Linked DNA regions of Homo sapiens: region 1 is linked to region 2. The links are chromatin loops, found by intact Hi-C in ENCODE. Cell type or tissue: ascending aorta. All regions are shown on one strand.

Region 1 (8,000 bases), 73 kb before region 2:
GGGACAAGAAATTTCTATGTAAATTTCACTCTTTGTAAAGATAATTAGCTCCACCTAACTGAATTGCAATTAGCAGAGTCTTATATACCTCGTTTATGCCACCGGATTCACAGTTGCCCCTAGGACAAGAGAAAGGCTAATCTGATAATTAGGTAGGGGAATGAAGGGAGAAATTTAAGGGCTAAAAGAGTATTACACTGACATTTATGATCATTGTTAATTACTTCAAACTCTGAGAGTAACATTATTTATACTTATAATTTGCTGTATGAGGGTAAGTACATAGAACTACCATCACTGGGGCTTGTGCCGAATTGTGTCTTAGAATTGCATGACCTCCCTGAACACAGGTAGACATTTTCGATGCTAACAGTAAGAATTAAGAATAGAGGGCCAGGCGCGGTGGCTCACGCCTGTAATCTCAGCACTTTGGGAGGCTGAGGCGGGCAGATCACGAGGTCAGGAGATCAAGACCATCCTGGCTAACATGGTGAAACCCTGTCTCTACTAAAAATACAAAAAAATTAGCCGGGTGTGGTGGCGGGCCCCTGTAGTCCCAGCTACTCAGGAGGCTGAGGCAGGAGAATGGTGTGAACCAGGGAGGCGGAGCTTGCAGAGAGCTGAGATTGCGCCACTGCACTCCAACCTGGGCGACAGAGCGAGACTCCACCTCAAAAAAAAAAAAAAAAAGAATAGAGGTTTGGCCATGAAAAGAAAACAACTAATTTATCTGATCTCCTGGAGGGTTTAATATTTTCTTTTTCTGCATTAGAATCAGCCTGAATGAAATGCACATGCCGGTTCACCCAATTGTTGATTTCTGTTTTACTTGAACTACATTGTGCCTCTAGTTTCTGGTGATCTCCTTGGATCACATTTACATTAGCATTTCTCAAAGGTGTTTCTTAAAGATACTTGGAGAAAAATGGACAGAATTTCTACATGGTCAAATACATTTTAGAAATGTTTCATTTCATATCCCCTTCTAAGACAGTCTTGATGGATATTAGCTAATTAAAGACTCTGAATGTGTGTGTGTGTGTGTGTATGTTTCTATGTGTGTGAGACACTTAGGAACATCGTGCAGACCTAGCCTCTTGCCGAACGTTCTGTGCCTACATAAAGTTGGCTTCTGCCCTGATTTAAATGAGTTGTGTGTGTGTGTGTGTATGTGTGTGTGTGTGTGTGTATTTTTTATGGACAGCTAGAGATTTCAACAACATTTACTTCGCCTTAAATCATATTTGTATTTACCATTTAGTCTTGGGTCCTGTTTTCATTTTTGTTTTTTCCTTTCCAGAATTCATTTCTGGTTTGAACCCCTTGCTTAAAATCTGAACTTTTCCTTGCCCCGGTAGCCTAGTACTATTTGGATGAAGACAGTACATAATCATCATCGTTTGTGTGTGTGTGTGTGTGTGTGTGTGTGTGTGTGTGTACATGTGTAGATGTGGCTGTAGAGATAAGTATTTGCTTTTATTCTTTTTTATTTTTCTACGGACAGAGTCTCACTCTGTTGCCCAGGCTGAAGCTCAGTGGCATACGCATGGCTCAGTCATGCAGTCTCAAATTCCTGAGCTCAAGCCATCCTCCTGCATCGGCCTCCTGAGTATTTGGGACTGCAGGTGCACACCATCATGCCCAGCTAATTAAAAAGTTTTTTTTAGAGATAGAGTCTCACTATATGGCCCAAGCTGGTCTTGAACTCCTGAGATCAAGTGATCCTCTTGCCTTGGCTTCCCAAAGTGCTGGGATTACTGGTATAAGCCATTGCACCCAGCCTGCTTCTGTTCTTTCAATGTTATCATACCTCCTAAGTCCCCAAGAGTTTTATGCCATGATCAAAATGAGACTTGGATGAAGTCTCCTCACTTATCATTATTCTACTCCCGCAGCAGCATTGGTTTTCAGAAATCAGAGAGGGCTTTGTTGTCAGAGTAACTTGCTACCTTAGTACTTTGTCAGTATTTCTCTCAGCCATTCAGCTGAAGTGGTCCCTAGACCTTTGTTCCCTCTTGAGCCACTGTATTGTTCTCAATTCTTTGCTCCCTCATCTCCTTTTGTTAAGAGAGACTGAACCAAGAGCTTGGTTTTAATTAGTATGCTGAGCTTTCTTCCAACTTTATATGATCCCTTTGTGTATATTAAAATAAAAGCTTCGTTATAGAAGTTTTGCTTAGGAAGTTTGCATCCTATTTCTAGATCACTTTAATTGCCCCCCTCTCCTCCTCAAACCCCTTGTGGGAGTGGTGCTTGTTTTATCACGGAAGTGTTTAGATATTTTTTATGGTTATGGATGTTCATTTTAAGCCACTTAAGCAGATTCAGATAAAGACAATGCTCTCCAGTAGTTGTTTTCCAAGTGTTTTCATACTATTGCTATATTTATTTTCAGAATCACAGCATTAGGATTTTTCATATCCCTATTTAAAGATGGAAAAACTAAGGCAGAAAAGTTAATAGTTTGCCAAAATGAAGGATACGTTCCCTTGTGAGGAGTGGAAGTACCCTCATCCAGTCAGGCTAGTGAGCATGTGGTATAAAGGAACTTATCAAAGGATCAGAGACAATAAAATGTGTAAGAACATGGAATATTATGTCAAAGATAGCAAAGCCTTAATTCTGGCTCTGTGTGAACTTGGGCGAGTTCATTATTCACTCAGAGCCTGTTTTCTAGGCTGCAAAATGAGGTAGTAATACCTATTTCACAGAGTTCTCAAAAGTTTTCACATACACACAATGTATAAGCAACTGTGTACTCAACTAGAGCTTGATGTTAACATGCAGTGTTTTAATGGATGTGAAATAAGCCTATGCTTTTGTGTGGGGAATGTTTAATTTTACATTTAAGAGATAGGGAGGAGAATTAATAACAGATAAAACAGAAAAGGAAGAAGCTGTTCATTTTAGTGAACTTCCATTAAAATATGATGTCATTGAAGATTAAAAAAAAGAAAAGAATGCCTAATGCCTTTCATGAGAAGCTGAGAATTGTCAAAGTAGAGAGCAGTGAGAGAAAACTCAAATTTTTTACTGAGCTGGATGTGTTGAAACTAGATTCTTGCCAATCTGTTGCCTAGCAACCATGGTATTTGCCCTTGCCACCCCACAGTGAGCCGCAGGGCAATGTAGCACAGGGTGGACCAATAACGTTGCTTAATACACTTGTGGTAGGTCAAGCAAGTGTTTCTACAAAGCTCTACAAACGTCAATGAATTCATTTCAGTGCTAGCATAATCTAGTTTCAAAAATCCAGCCAATGTTCCTGAAAGTGTGGCCCACTGACTGTATGCATCAGAGTCACCTGAGCAGAAACCACAGTGGGGCTGTGAGGGTGAAGACTCAGAGAAGTTTTCTTTCCAGAGGAACATAGCAATTTTATAGCAAAACACCCTATTGGCAGTTAGCATCGCAGTTAGGAGCCCAGGGACGGAGCTGGTGGCATGTGTCCAGATGTTGGATCTGTCTATTCCTGGTTGTCTAATGCTGGCTGGGCAAGTTTCTTAATATTTCTATGACATAGTTTCCTTGTTATTAAAAGGTGATAATGATGATAATAACAAACATATGTTTGTAATTGCTACAAGTAAAGGGCTTAGAAGTGTATCTGGCACAAAGTAAGCAGTCAATAAAGGTTAGCTGCTATTAGCAATTGGGGTCAAGACTTTTTGCAGTGTAATTCTCTGGGACCATTTCCCAGTCTTAGCTCAGCTCTTTGGTGACCTCTTTCTTCTTATCTGCTGTCTCCAGGCCTGACTATTCATGTTCCATTATCATCACGGGATATTTGTAAGCAGGGCTTATCTTCTTCCCATCCTATGAAGCACAGGTTTCACTTTATCTTTATCCTTAAAATCAAGGACTACTATGGGAGTTTTTGCAGGGTTTTCAGTACTAGTGACACAGAAAAATTAGCAGGGAATAAGGTAGTTTTGTCCCAGTCTTCCTCCTTTCTCTCTCCCTTTTTTTTTTCTATTTTAGATCCATACAGTTGAGAAAAAATATGATAAGAAGATTCATTCATGTTGCCCAAGAGAGTTGAATGTTCTGTCCTGAGCTTTGCAACATAAAAGTTTAGCATATATTTGGGATCTAGGGCGAAAGGCACTCTACTTGGTTTCTCCTTGGAGCAGTTCTTAGAGAAGTAAGACGCTGAGGTACAAGAGAGAAAAGAAGTCTACAAGCAGTTGAAAGGGAATTAAGGTGGGAACAAAAGTGAAGGTGAGAAATTTCCCCCAAGGAGCAATAATAAAATAAAGGCAAATTTTGTTGTCAACTTGTCCTCAGCTGAAGGTGACATTCTCAGAGAACTACGGATAGATGAAAAGATCTATCTGGACATTTGAAGTTGTGAGGTAGAAGCTCTTGAAGCACAAGCAAAACTGAAGGCCTCTGGGAACCCTAGAATAGTCCTTTGAAGTCTCTTGTGTTGTATGGATCCACTTATCTGCTTTTCATGCTATCTTTCCCCTGGAAAAGTAGCTACACTTGAAACTTGGTTGGATCTAGAGATTGGGGGTGAAGGTTCTGAATGGTCCCAGAATTTAGAGTTCAGGCTAACTGGCCCCTATCTTGAAAGCATGCCTGGCAATAAAATGAGGCAGTGTTAATAGGCAGGAGCTGAAGGAGGCTGGCAGCCAAATCCAAGGCTCTGAAAGCCTTGGGTTCTAGAGACTCAGAGCCACAAGCTAGGAACATTTGTTCATGTGAGAGCAATTGGAAACTGCTGAAAGCTGGAAATATACAAATGCCGTATACACCCCCAAAGAGAGCAAAAGGACCATGAAATGAAAAGTTCCTAAAACGATAGAAACATTTATAAATCCGTTGTAGTTGGATTAAAAACAACTGATAATGGACTATGTTTGCTGAATGTAATTGACTTCTATGACAGAAAGACAAGCCCAACAGATGGAATCCTAAAGCAAGACACGCATGAGATTTTGAGTGCTCCACATGCCATTTTCATCAGCAAACTAAAACAATAATAATAATAATAAAGAATCTGAAGTAGTCTTTTAGGTATTTATCTAATGACTTGAAGAATTATGTTGGATTTTTAACTTTTGCAGACAAGTTTAGGCAACAGGCTTCAGTTGCTTCCAATTCTGGCAGCATTTAAAAATACATTTTTTTTTTTTTTTGAGTGGAGTTTTGCTCTTGTTGCCCAGGCTGGAATGACGCGATCTCAGATCACTGCAACCTCCGCCTTCTAGGTTCAAGTGATTCTCCTGCCTCAGCATCCCAAATAGCTGGGATTACACGCATGTGCCACTACTCCCGGGTAATTTTGTATTTTTAGTAGAGACAGGGTTTCACCATGTTGGTCAGGCTGGTCTCAAACTCCTGAGCTCAGGTGATCCACCCGCCTCGGCTTCCCAAGGTGCTGGGATTACAGGAGTGAGCCACCATGCCCAGCTGCCCCCATCTCTACTAAAAATATATTCTAACTAATTTTTTCCAAAATAGCTTTTAAATTACAAAATTTATGTGTAATAGCACAACAGAAGAGAATTATATAAGTTGAAAATCAATCTCTCCCCTCCCACTAGAGTCCCAAACTTGTGAGGTAGCCAATGTTATGAGTTTGATGTGTGCATTCTTTTATACTTTTCCTAGCCTTATATAAACATATTTGTGTATATATGTATAGGTTTTATATCTTTCGTGATATCATACTACAATTCTGTGACTTGCTTTTTTCTCCTAACAATATATTATGGGCATCAGGCCGGGCATGGTGGCTCACGCCTGTAATCCCAGCACTTTGGGAGGCTGAGGTGGGTGGATCACTTGAGGTCAGGAGTTTGAGACCAGTGTGGCCAACATGGTGAAACCCCATCTCTACTAAAAATACAAAAGTTAGCCAGGCATGGTGGTGGGCGCCTGCAATCCCAACTACTTGGGAGGCTAAAGCAGGAAAATCGCTTGAGCCCAGGAGGTGGGGGTTGCAGTGAGCAGAGATCGTGCCAGTGCTCTCCAGCCTGGGTGACAGAGGAAAGACTCCATCTCCAAAAAAGAAAGAAAAAAAAATCATGGGCATCAAAACTAAGCTATTTAAATAGATATAATTTTTTATTTGTTTTATATTATTACAAAATATAAATGTGAAAAAATTTTAGCCTCACCCTTATTAATTGATAATTCAAAATTTCCAATGCAGCATATATGTCTTATGAATTACATTTCAAAAGTTACAGATGTGAGTATTTCAAACATCATGTGATCGTGTTTCTTTCACTATATTGTTATTATTGCTAAATGGTATTTATCTTAAATTTTTTCTTCCCTAAAATTATTCTTTTAATTTCTATTTCCATGACTACTAGTGAGGCTGAGCAACCTTGTATGTCTCTTAGCCTACTGCATTTCTTCTTTTAAGCAGCCTGGCCATATCTTTTGCTCATATTTTCTCCGGTTATTTGTCTTTTTAAAAATTAATTTGTAGGATTTTGAATACTAGGAATGTATGTATTTATATGTGAGTGTGTGTGAGTGTGTGTGTTCAGCAAAAGACATAATGAGTTACAAATGATTTCTCTGATTAAATATTTTATTTTGACTCTGTGTATGGTACTGTACATTTGTCATATACAAATTTTAATTTTTTATTTGGTTAAATCTGTCAGTTTTCCCTAACTTCCCACTTAAAAATGTTTTCCTACATTTTTATAACCTTTGTTTTTATTTTGTTTGTTTGTCTGTTTATTTATTTATTTATTTATTTATTTGAGACAGAGTCTCCCTCTGTTGCCCAGGCTGGAGTGCAGTGGCACAATCTCAGATCACTGCAAGCTCCGCCTCCCAGGTTCACACCATTCTCTGGCCTCCCCCTGCTGAGTAGTTGGGACTACAGGCACCCGCCACCACGTCTGGCTAATTTTTTGGTTTTTTTTTGTATTTTTAGTAGAGACGGGGTTTCACCATGTTAGCCAGATGGTCTCGATCTCCTGACCTCGTGATCCGCCTGCCTTGGCCTCCCAAAGTGCTGGGATTACAGGCATGAGCCACCTCACCCGGCCTATAACCTTTGTTTTTAAAACTTAGATTCTTTTTTTCATCTGGAATTTATTTTTGTATGTAATATGAGATATGGACACAACTTTATTTTCTTCCAAAATGGATAGTTGAGTAGTATTTGTTGAATTGGCCACTCTTCCCCAGAGACTTTGAAGTGCCATCTTTACTATTTCTTAAATAATACTATGCACTTAAATTTGTTTTAGGTATTTTTTGTTTCACTGGTTTATTTGTTCATTCCAGAACACAGAAAAAGATGTAGAGTGCCCCAATTTATTTTTTAAAGCTAGCATCTCTCTAAGGAAAGGAAAAAAGAAAACAAGAGCCAAATTTCACTCATAATATAAACTCCAAAATTTGAAATAAAGTAAAAACAATTAGAAGGCAACTCGGTATTAAGGTAATAATACAACTTGAAGTAGAAAGTTTATACCAGAAATACAAGTAGGGATCCACAGGACAAAAGCCCATTGATTTTATTACAGTGCTAACTAAAACAGAAAAGCTGTTGTATTAATAGGACGCATATGCATGTGATAACAGGGCAGCCAGTCTTTATAAACACTCTAAAATTTCATAGAGAGACACCTTTTAAAACACAATAAAGAAACGCCAGAAACGAACATAAAACACCATCTTTCATAAAGGATGAAAGAATACTAAGGTCTCCCCCTAAATTCAAGAAAAAGACATATTGCCTGGTATTAGCATTATTATTCAATATTGTTTTAGGGATATAAAATAATAGAATAAGATAAAAATCAAAGAAACAATATACTTATTAGAAAAGAAGAAAATTTTACTTGTTTACGCCTACACACCTAAGAAATTAAATACGAACTATTAGGATAAGAGTTTAGCAAGCTAGTTATTCATATTAGGAAATCAACAGCTTTTGAAAAATATCAGTAATTAACAGTAAGAATTAATTCATTAAGTAATTAACAGTAAGAAAAAGAAATGGAGTTTTAAAATTCCAC
Region 2 (8,000 bases):
TGCAACTTGGGGTAGGGACTTTTGATGGGTTTGTTCATTGGCGGATTCCAAGTGCCTGAACCAGTGCTTGGACCATAGTGGGCTGGCAATAAACCATTAGCGAGTGTGTGAATTTTGGAGTGGCCCAGAAGAAATTTTCAAGATGCACAATGACTTTGTATGAGCACATTTTACTCAGAGTAGTCCAAGATTTCCATCAGACTTCTTACATAAATTCAGTTTATCGGTTATCATTATTTCCTTAGAAGTGTGAACAGACTGGAAAATACACTGGCTTTTGGAATCATTGCTCTAAGTGTGATTCGGGGAACTGGTATTTAGCAGCTGTGTAATGTTAAGATATTCAACCTTTCTGAGCCTTTATTTTCCTCATTAGTATATTCTTATCACCTTATTTAATATCAATAAAGGTATTATATAAATCAAAAGGATCCTTGGAAAAATATGACTAGGTGAATAGTTTTTAAAAATTTCTCAGTTATTTTGAGGTATAAGGTTTTTTTTTGCAAATTTCTAGCTGTGAAATTTTATAGACTAACAAAATTAGAAAAATAAGACTTACTGGTATAGCATGAGCACTACACATAGTTAAAGAGTGTGTTAATGTTATTAACAAGAGTTAAACTTGGAAAACAAAGATTTCTTTGACATTTGAACCTATTTCAAATCCTTTAAAATTTAATTTGTGAAAACTTATGGGAATAATAAACATGAAATTATTCCTATTTACTGTTTCCTTTTAGAAATAATCACAGCCCCCTAGTTCAAGAATAATATTGCTTTTTGAAAATAAAATATTGATTTGTTGAAGAAGTAGGCAAGTAATGTTATAGTTTAGTATTCTGTCACTCAGAGGCATAGCCCAAGCCAAATGACTTTCATTTAAGAACTTTTAGAGTAACAGGTATTTTTCATTCATTATTTACTACATCCTTGATATCTCAACATTGAAATCTAAGAGAAAAAAGTCGATTATGCTGAAGCCACCTAGACTTCAATGTCTCCTCAATTTTGGAAACTTTACCATACCATCTATTCTAATTTTAGTGACTAAGCAGATCTCTTTTTAAACTTAAAGAAAGAAAGAACTCTACCCTCAAATTTATTCTTGCTGATCAAACAGATGCACAAAAAAGGAAAACATTGTTTATTACAATTAAAGCACAGACAAAAATGTAATTTGACAAGTGGCAAGAAAAAGCTTTCTAATGAAAACACTATGCATTCTACAAAATTCTTAATTCTTTATTCTAATATTGTGCCTAAGTTAGGCATTCTGGAAAGGCATTTCCTTTGCAGAGTCAGAAAGAAAAGCCCCAAATATCCTGAAGTTAAAGATCCAACTATCAGCATCTATACAACTTCAATGGTTACATGTGATTTTTAAAAAACGCCCATTTTGGGCTCTTCTTTCAAATTATAGTTATAAAATAAAATCCACTCACTTAAACCAAACTCCAAATTTTTCTCTTATTTTCTGCACAAAAGGTAATAACAACATGCAAACCATGAGGCAGAAGAGAATTTCTGGTAGACCGAGAAGCTGTACAGTTTCATGACAGATACAAGAAGAAGAAAATATGCTCTTTGAATGATAGAAATAGTTCCGAAAGATTTTCCCCAAACAGTACTTCAGAGTAGTAAACTCTAGGTCACACATGCCTTTATCTAACGCTAAACACCAAAACCCCTAAATTGTAACCTCTCTATAATAACAGTTCAATCCACTGAGGCTGCTTTACCACGGATACCATACCATTATGATGAGGGTTCTGGGTCTATTCATTTCATCGTCACTTTCCAGAGGCAAAATTTCGTGGGATGGTTCCTCTTGGCGTCGTCTACAAATGTGTGGACAGCTCCTCTGGACCACAGAACGAAAAGCTTGAAGCAGAACAATGCTGGCAGTGCAGCCCATCGCTGCATCCTGGAGCCTACAAAATAACTTCTATGTTGATGCTATGTTTGCAAAACAGTGGCTCCTTGTCCCTGAAAACAGCCTACACTGCAGCTGCAGCCGGCTCACTCTCCAATCACTTCCTTGAGCTCTGATCATCTGATCATGGCCAAATAGCTTGGATGCAGAGATGGGAAAGATTTGATCCACGGAAACTGAACACACTCAGGAATATTAGAGCACTGCGCTCAGAAAGTATTTCTCAATTCACATCGAGAGCATGTTTCCTGTTCATTACAATGAAGCTCTTCGATTCTCCTTTCAGAGGTCTGAATAAATATGTCTTTCCCATTCAGACACACAAATAAATTACTTTTTCAAATCACACAACTGAAAACCTGACTTTACACTCACAATTTTTCCTGAGGTATCATGTAAGGAGTGAAAATGATTTTTTTTTTTATAAACGTAAACACTTCCTGAAGGAAATTTTGCTGGACATCTCACTAAGTGATTGAGGTTTTACTTTTCATAGCTCATAAGTTCCAGAAATGAAACTGGCTTATCTGAAACATAGAGTTCACTAGATCAAGATGATTTAACCAAAGTATGCACGCATTAACCAGCCCTGAGTGAGAGACACCAGTGTTCCCCTGTGATTTCCTCTCAATAGTATGGTTGTTCTGTTCCCACACATGCAGTTCTGCAGCCTAATACAATTTTATATTTACATACGCGGCTTGCAGGGCTGAAAATATCTCTATTACTGAGGTCACTGAGCAAGCTCCGCCAAGCTGACCTCTTAGAAAAAGCAGCTGTAAAGCATTTTAACATCCTATCAATAAGAATTCAAGGCTCTGGGAAGGACTTTGAGGTCTTTGGTAGTTAAGAGTCTGGTATTCCCTGACTCCTGCGAGACTAGTCACTTAGGAAAGAACCAAAGAGAGATGCTTAGAAATCACGTGTCCTTTCTGGAATGGCCTCAACATCTAATGGTATAGTGAAAGGGAATAGGGCAGCTGGAGCTGCTTGCGCTAAAAATATCTCATGGAAAATAGATTTTGCTTACAAATGAGGAAAGTATGAAATCCCCAATAGAATTCAATCTTGAGATCTTTCTGCCAAGCTAATTCTTCCAGTGTAACTCTTGGAGATTCAAAGAAAAAAAAATGTTTTCTGTGGTTTCTGGGCTCCTCGGCGTGAAGGGTGCTGCAGGAAGTTTGAGGAAGGATTGTTTTGCTGTAACGTGTGGCCGCCCCAGCCTCAGTGAGGTTGCTTTCGCGGAAGCATCTAGCATGATGCTCAAACAGGCATTAATTGCTCAGTAATCTGTCACAACACAGCATCGTTTTAATTGGTATGTTCACCCCAGAGAAGTAAAACATGCTTCTTTTTCTTTTAAGAAGTACTGGCTGCCAGTAGTTTTTCATCTCCCTCTGTTTTGAGCAAACATATTTTAGTGCTGCTGGAAAAAGAAGAAAAAAAATGCTAATGATGCTGGCAAGTCCCCTAACTCCCTCTGGACATTTGTCAGACTGCCCGGGTGCTAATCTAAACCATTTTTACTCTAAACAACTAGGGCATTTACTGAAGAGAGGCTACGACTTAGCCTGTCTGGCTTGTGTGTATTGAATATCTATATCTAATGGTGTCCACTTGAGACAAAGGGCAGAGTGGGCTCCTCTGTTTGTGAATGTGTCTTTTCAAATAGGACAGTTCCTCTGGGCTCCCTGTATGGCAGTGCCCACCCCCACCCACTTACTCCCATCCCCCAGGACATATCTCTCTCCAATCACTTCCGTAGGTTGTGATCATCTGCTCATGGCTGCGTAGTTTGCAGGCAGCAAGCTGCTAGCTGGAAACGCTTAAATAGTAAACCAGCCCCAGTTAGAAACTGGAGAGAGAAGACAGATCCCTCCGCTATCCACCATGGGCTTGGCAGGCACGATGCACTTCACATCCTAAACTCCTCTCTAACCATCTCTCTCTAAATCTGGCTGACCTCTGCGGTGGCTTTTGGAATCAGATGTTTTGGCAGATGCCAAAGTCTTTAGGGAGACAAATGAGATGCTTTCTAGCTATTACAGTCCCGCCTTTATCGATCCCCTCTGCCTCTGAGGAATTCACCCCTATTATTGACGGGCTGCTGACAGGCTCTGAATATTCTCTCTCTCATTCTGTCTCCTCTCTCTGTTAGCCTCTGTTATCAAGCTAAAGGAATGTCCAAGGATTAGTTTCTTTGGAATTCAATACACACAACCATTATCCAGTGGACAAGAAATAAAAAAGATGAAACGCAGGAAAGAAGAGTTGAGTATGTTCTCCAACATTTTCTCATGAAAGATTCCAAACATGTAGGAAAGTTGCAAGAAAGGGTTTGGGTTCTGAGCTCTATGTTTTACATAGCAAATTAAGCTAGAGATTGGGTTGGGTTGTGGGAGACACAGAAACCTACCCAGAGGCCATGTTTCTGTCATATGACACACAGGAAACTTTTTTTTTTTTTTTTTTTGAGGTTGAGTTTCGCTCTATCGCCCAGGCTGGAGTACAGTGGCAGGATCTTGGCTCACTGCAACCTCGGCCTCCCAGGTTCAAGTGATTCTCGTGCCTCAGCCTCCTGAGTGGCTAGGACTATAGGTGTGCACCACCACACCTGGCTAATTTTTGATAAGCAGGAAATATTTTAAGATTAGGTATAAACTCTTCAGCAGGTGTCTGCTATTTTTATTTGAACTATTAATAAGATGAATCATTAATTTGGCCTCCAAACATCAAATGTGCACGGCCTTACTAATAAATGACCTTTGGAGATTCTTGTTCACTCTCTTGTCTGCCTTCTTCCCCTAGTAGGGTCTTATCTTATGATTCAATAAGGTATTTATTAAACCTAAAATGCTAGAAACAAGATTTTTAAAGTAATTGTCTTAGATTAGGAAATAATGTCACTAACAATTCGTAAGGCTAAATTTTCCAAAGAAGTGTTGGAAGCTAGATTTCATCCTGGGTCATTAATTATATATTATATTATATCATATTATTGTATGTTATTTCATATATAAAAATTTATTCAGCACTTATGAAATCTTAAATTTGTGTACAATAAAAAATGTTCTTGTTTCAAAGCAGAGATAGCCGTGTTGTGTAGACTGTAGTAGCCTTAATGCTCATAGGAAATGGAAGGAAGGATGGAGGGAGATGTTTTTAACATCTTATTGACCAGGGAGAAAGACATGTAGGAAGAAAAAGTAAGGCATTTCAAGAGAGTAAAAGGAGGTTAAGGAGGAAAAAAAAAAAGAGAAAAACGAATGAAGGGACTAACAAAAACCACCAAAATCGTACTGAATCCTAGGAGGATACTGGACTCTGCCTCAGGGGTCCACCTACCCAGCTGTAGACTGCCCATCCTTCTTCAACAAATCTTGACTAATGAATTTAGTTTTCAGAGCACTTTTCTAAAATCTTTTGGCCTAAGAATGATTTGGCTGTACATGTTGATATATCCACCACTGGGATAATATGTCCAAAGACCTTTTTACAATGGGCAAGGAAATACACATTTAATTTAAATAAATAATGTCCATTGAAAGTGTTGGACCTTCCCAGCTTTGTTAAATTATGTAAGAGCCGTGTGTCTAAATCTATATATCTAATCTATTGCAAAATACCTACGTCTGTTTTGACCGTGTCAAATTGGACTGTGCTTTGGCATGATGGAGGTGAAGCCCACATTCTTCTCCTCCCCAAAAGACCTGGTGCATCTGAGTCTTCTGACACATAATGCTGACCTTGGATGGGGAGAGGTTTTCTGCTATCCTCTATAAGGCATCAAGTACACGGAAAACTACTGCTGCTAACAGATGCTTGTCTTGTAAAAACAAAGATGAGCTTAGATAAAATATTTGAGAAATAAAAAATTGAGAAATGAAGCCTAACAAAATCAGCCTCAAGGGCTTTTTGGATATCCCTGATGCTATGCAGCTTGGTTTCATTGCTTCACACACTGTGAGTTTCTGGTGGGTCCATTTCAGGATCCTAATAAGGTCATGATCAGAACTTATTTATAAAGATAAATTTATGGAAAGGCTAAGAGTTTAAGGGTAGAATTATGTCCCCCCAAAATTCATATGTTGGAACCCTGAGCGCCAATGTGACTCTGTTTTGAGATAGAGCTTCTAAGAAAGTAATAAGGTTTCATGAGGTCATAAGGGTGGGGCCTTCATCCTCTAGAACTAATGTCCTTATAAGAAGAGGAATAAACACCAGCTCTCTCTCTCTCTCTCTCTGTCTTCATGTGTGCACAAGGGAAAGGCCATATGAAGCCACAGTGAGAAGGTGCTATTTGCAAGATAGGAAGAGAGTCTTCACCAGAAAACAACCCTAAGAGCACCTTGATCTTCAACTTCCAGCCTCTAAAGCTGTGAGAAGATGAGTTTCTATTGTTTAAACCACCTAGTCTGTGGTGTTTTGCTAGAGCAGCCCTAGTACCCTAGCAGGCCAATACAAGGACCTTGCCTGGGAAAACCATATTCTAACAGTGAAGCCTCAAGGGAATCATCACCTCCTCGGAGAAAGGCTCTTAATTCCCCCAGGTTGAATTAACCCCCGCCTTCCTCCCTGCTTCCAAAACACAAATGTTCAGGAGTCACCTTTGAAGTATCTTTTTGCTGCACCTGCCTGCCCTCTGGCCAGCAGAACATGGTTTCCGCATTTGGAGTCTGGAGGCCCTGACTTCTAGCTCAAGGTGGTGCGTGGAGTACATTTTTTTAGCTATCTCTTTCCCCAAATCCAAGTGAAATGACAACAAAGCAGTATAAAGGCAATATATTGATTACAACAAAATGAGAAAAGGTGGGAAACTTTTTCAGCAAAGAGAATTTTTGAGCATCTCTGAAGAATGAAAAGTGAATTTGATCACATTGATTAATAACTAAAAATGAAGTATTTAGGAACAATTTACAGGCACAGCAAGAGGATACAGCAGATGGCAGCCATTGCTCACAACAGGGCCCAAAAGGGGCTCCAAGCTCTAGAAAGTAGGGGCTGAATGTGAGAAAGTAACTGGATAACTGCCCTTGGACCCTGTTCTCAGCACAGATAAAACACTAGAGCACCTGTCACCAAATACCCCAAGAAGGGCAAATACTTCCAGAATACCTAGCATAGGTGTCAGCACCTCAGTGGAACCCCTCACTATTTTGGCTTTGGCCAGTGGGGATGGGGTGTATATCTAGTTGGCCTGCCAGACTGGCTTACATATCTGGAAATGAAGACTGCAGTTGGTGCACCAGTCAACCTAACAGCTTGTCCACAGGTCAGTCTGACCAAGTGAAGGAGAGGATTCAAATGTTCCTTCTCTCCCTGATCCCAGGGCCAGAAGGCAGAGTATTCTAGCTCCCCAAACTAAGTAGACCTCTCTTAGTTTGGGTTAATTTACAGTGAGACTGACAGAACCTACAGTCAATATGGACTGAGCATCCTGGTTCAAGTCTAATTTGATGCTTGTCCAAATGACAGCCTGGTGGAAGAGGTGGCCAGCAGAGCACAGTAGAAAAGCTCACAGCGAGCTTCAGAGTCAGCCTGACTCATACGAGTCACCTAACCTCTCTAAGCCTCAATAGTATCTGCGGTAAAATGGAGATCATCCTTTACACTTTCAGGATATTGGTGGGAAGAGATTAACTGCAAAGACCAACATAGAGCCTGGCCCATAATTATTCAGTGAACAAGCGTGATGCTGCCTCTGCTAGGGTGATAACAGAGGCTTGGTCTCTTCCCTCTCAGCTTCCAGGATCAGCTTAAAGGTGATACTGCCCTGGAAAAGCCTCCCCTAACGGGCATTGCTTCACAGCCCTGAACCTCAGTCCTTATCACGGTACCCTGTAGGTTTCCTTTCTAACACACCCCTGTAATTACATCCTGATTGATTTAGATTTTAAATTGTCTTCCCTCTCTGTAAGACACAGGATTGTGCTTACCTTGTTTGCTATATATCCAGCACCCACCTTGGAGTACATGCTCAATGAATAATAATCATGATGATGATACCCCTAAGAAAGCAAGCCCTTATAGCACTCGCCATGTGCCAGGCACAGTGCTAATGAAT

The links. A loop is a pair of places that touch in the nucleus more often than their neighbours do. Peaks named below come from ENCODE experiments on the same cell type or tissue, not always from the same donor. Only the 100,000 strongest peaks of a DNase experiment are listed, where the experiment ranks them.
Region 1: it touches region 2 in a loop (4-fold over the local background); 9 of 110 quality-filtered maps call a loop at or near these places.

Annotation. Positions count from the first base shown.
Region 1 is chr2:224,907,015-224,915,014 of GRCh38, forward strand. All of the region lies in intron 3 of DOCK10 (dedicator of cytokinesis 10), which reads right to left. Among named protein-coding and RNA genes, the nearest start is that of MIR4439, 100 kb to the right of the region's middle. In ascending aorta, no CTCF peak of the experiment used is centred here; DNase peaks (open chromatin) are centred at 3,137 and 5,209; H3K4me3 peaks cover 1,471 bases; H3K27ac peaks cover 6,352 bases.
Region 2 is chr2:224,980,451-224,988,450 of GRCh38, forward strand. All of the region lies in intron 1 of DOCK10 (dedicator of cytokinesis 10), which reads right to left. Among named protein-coding and RNA genes, the nearest start is that of MIR4439, 26 kb to the right of the region's middle. In ascending aorta, no CTCF peak of the experiment used is centred here; DNase peaks (open chromatin) are centred at 1,969 and 3,131; H3K4me3 peaks cover 4,171 bases; H3K27ac peaks cover 3,665 bases.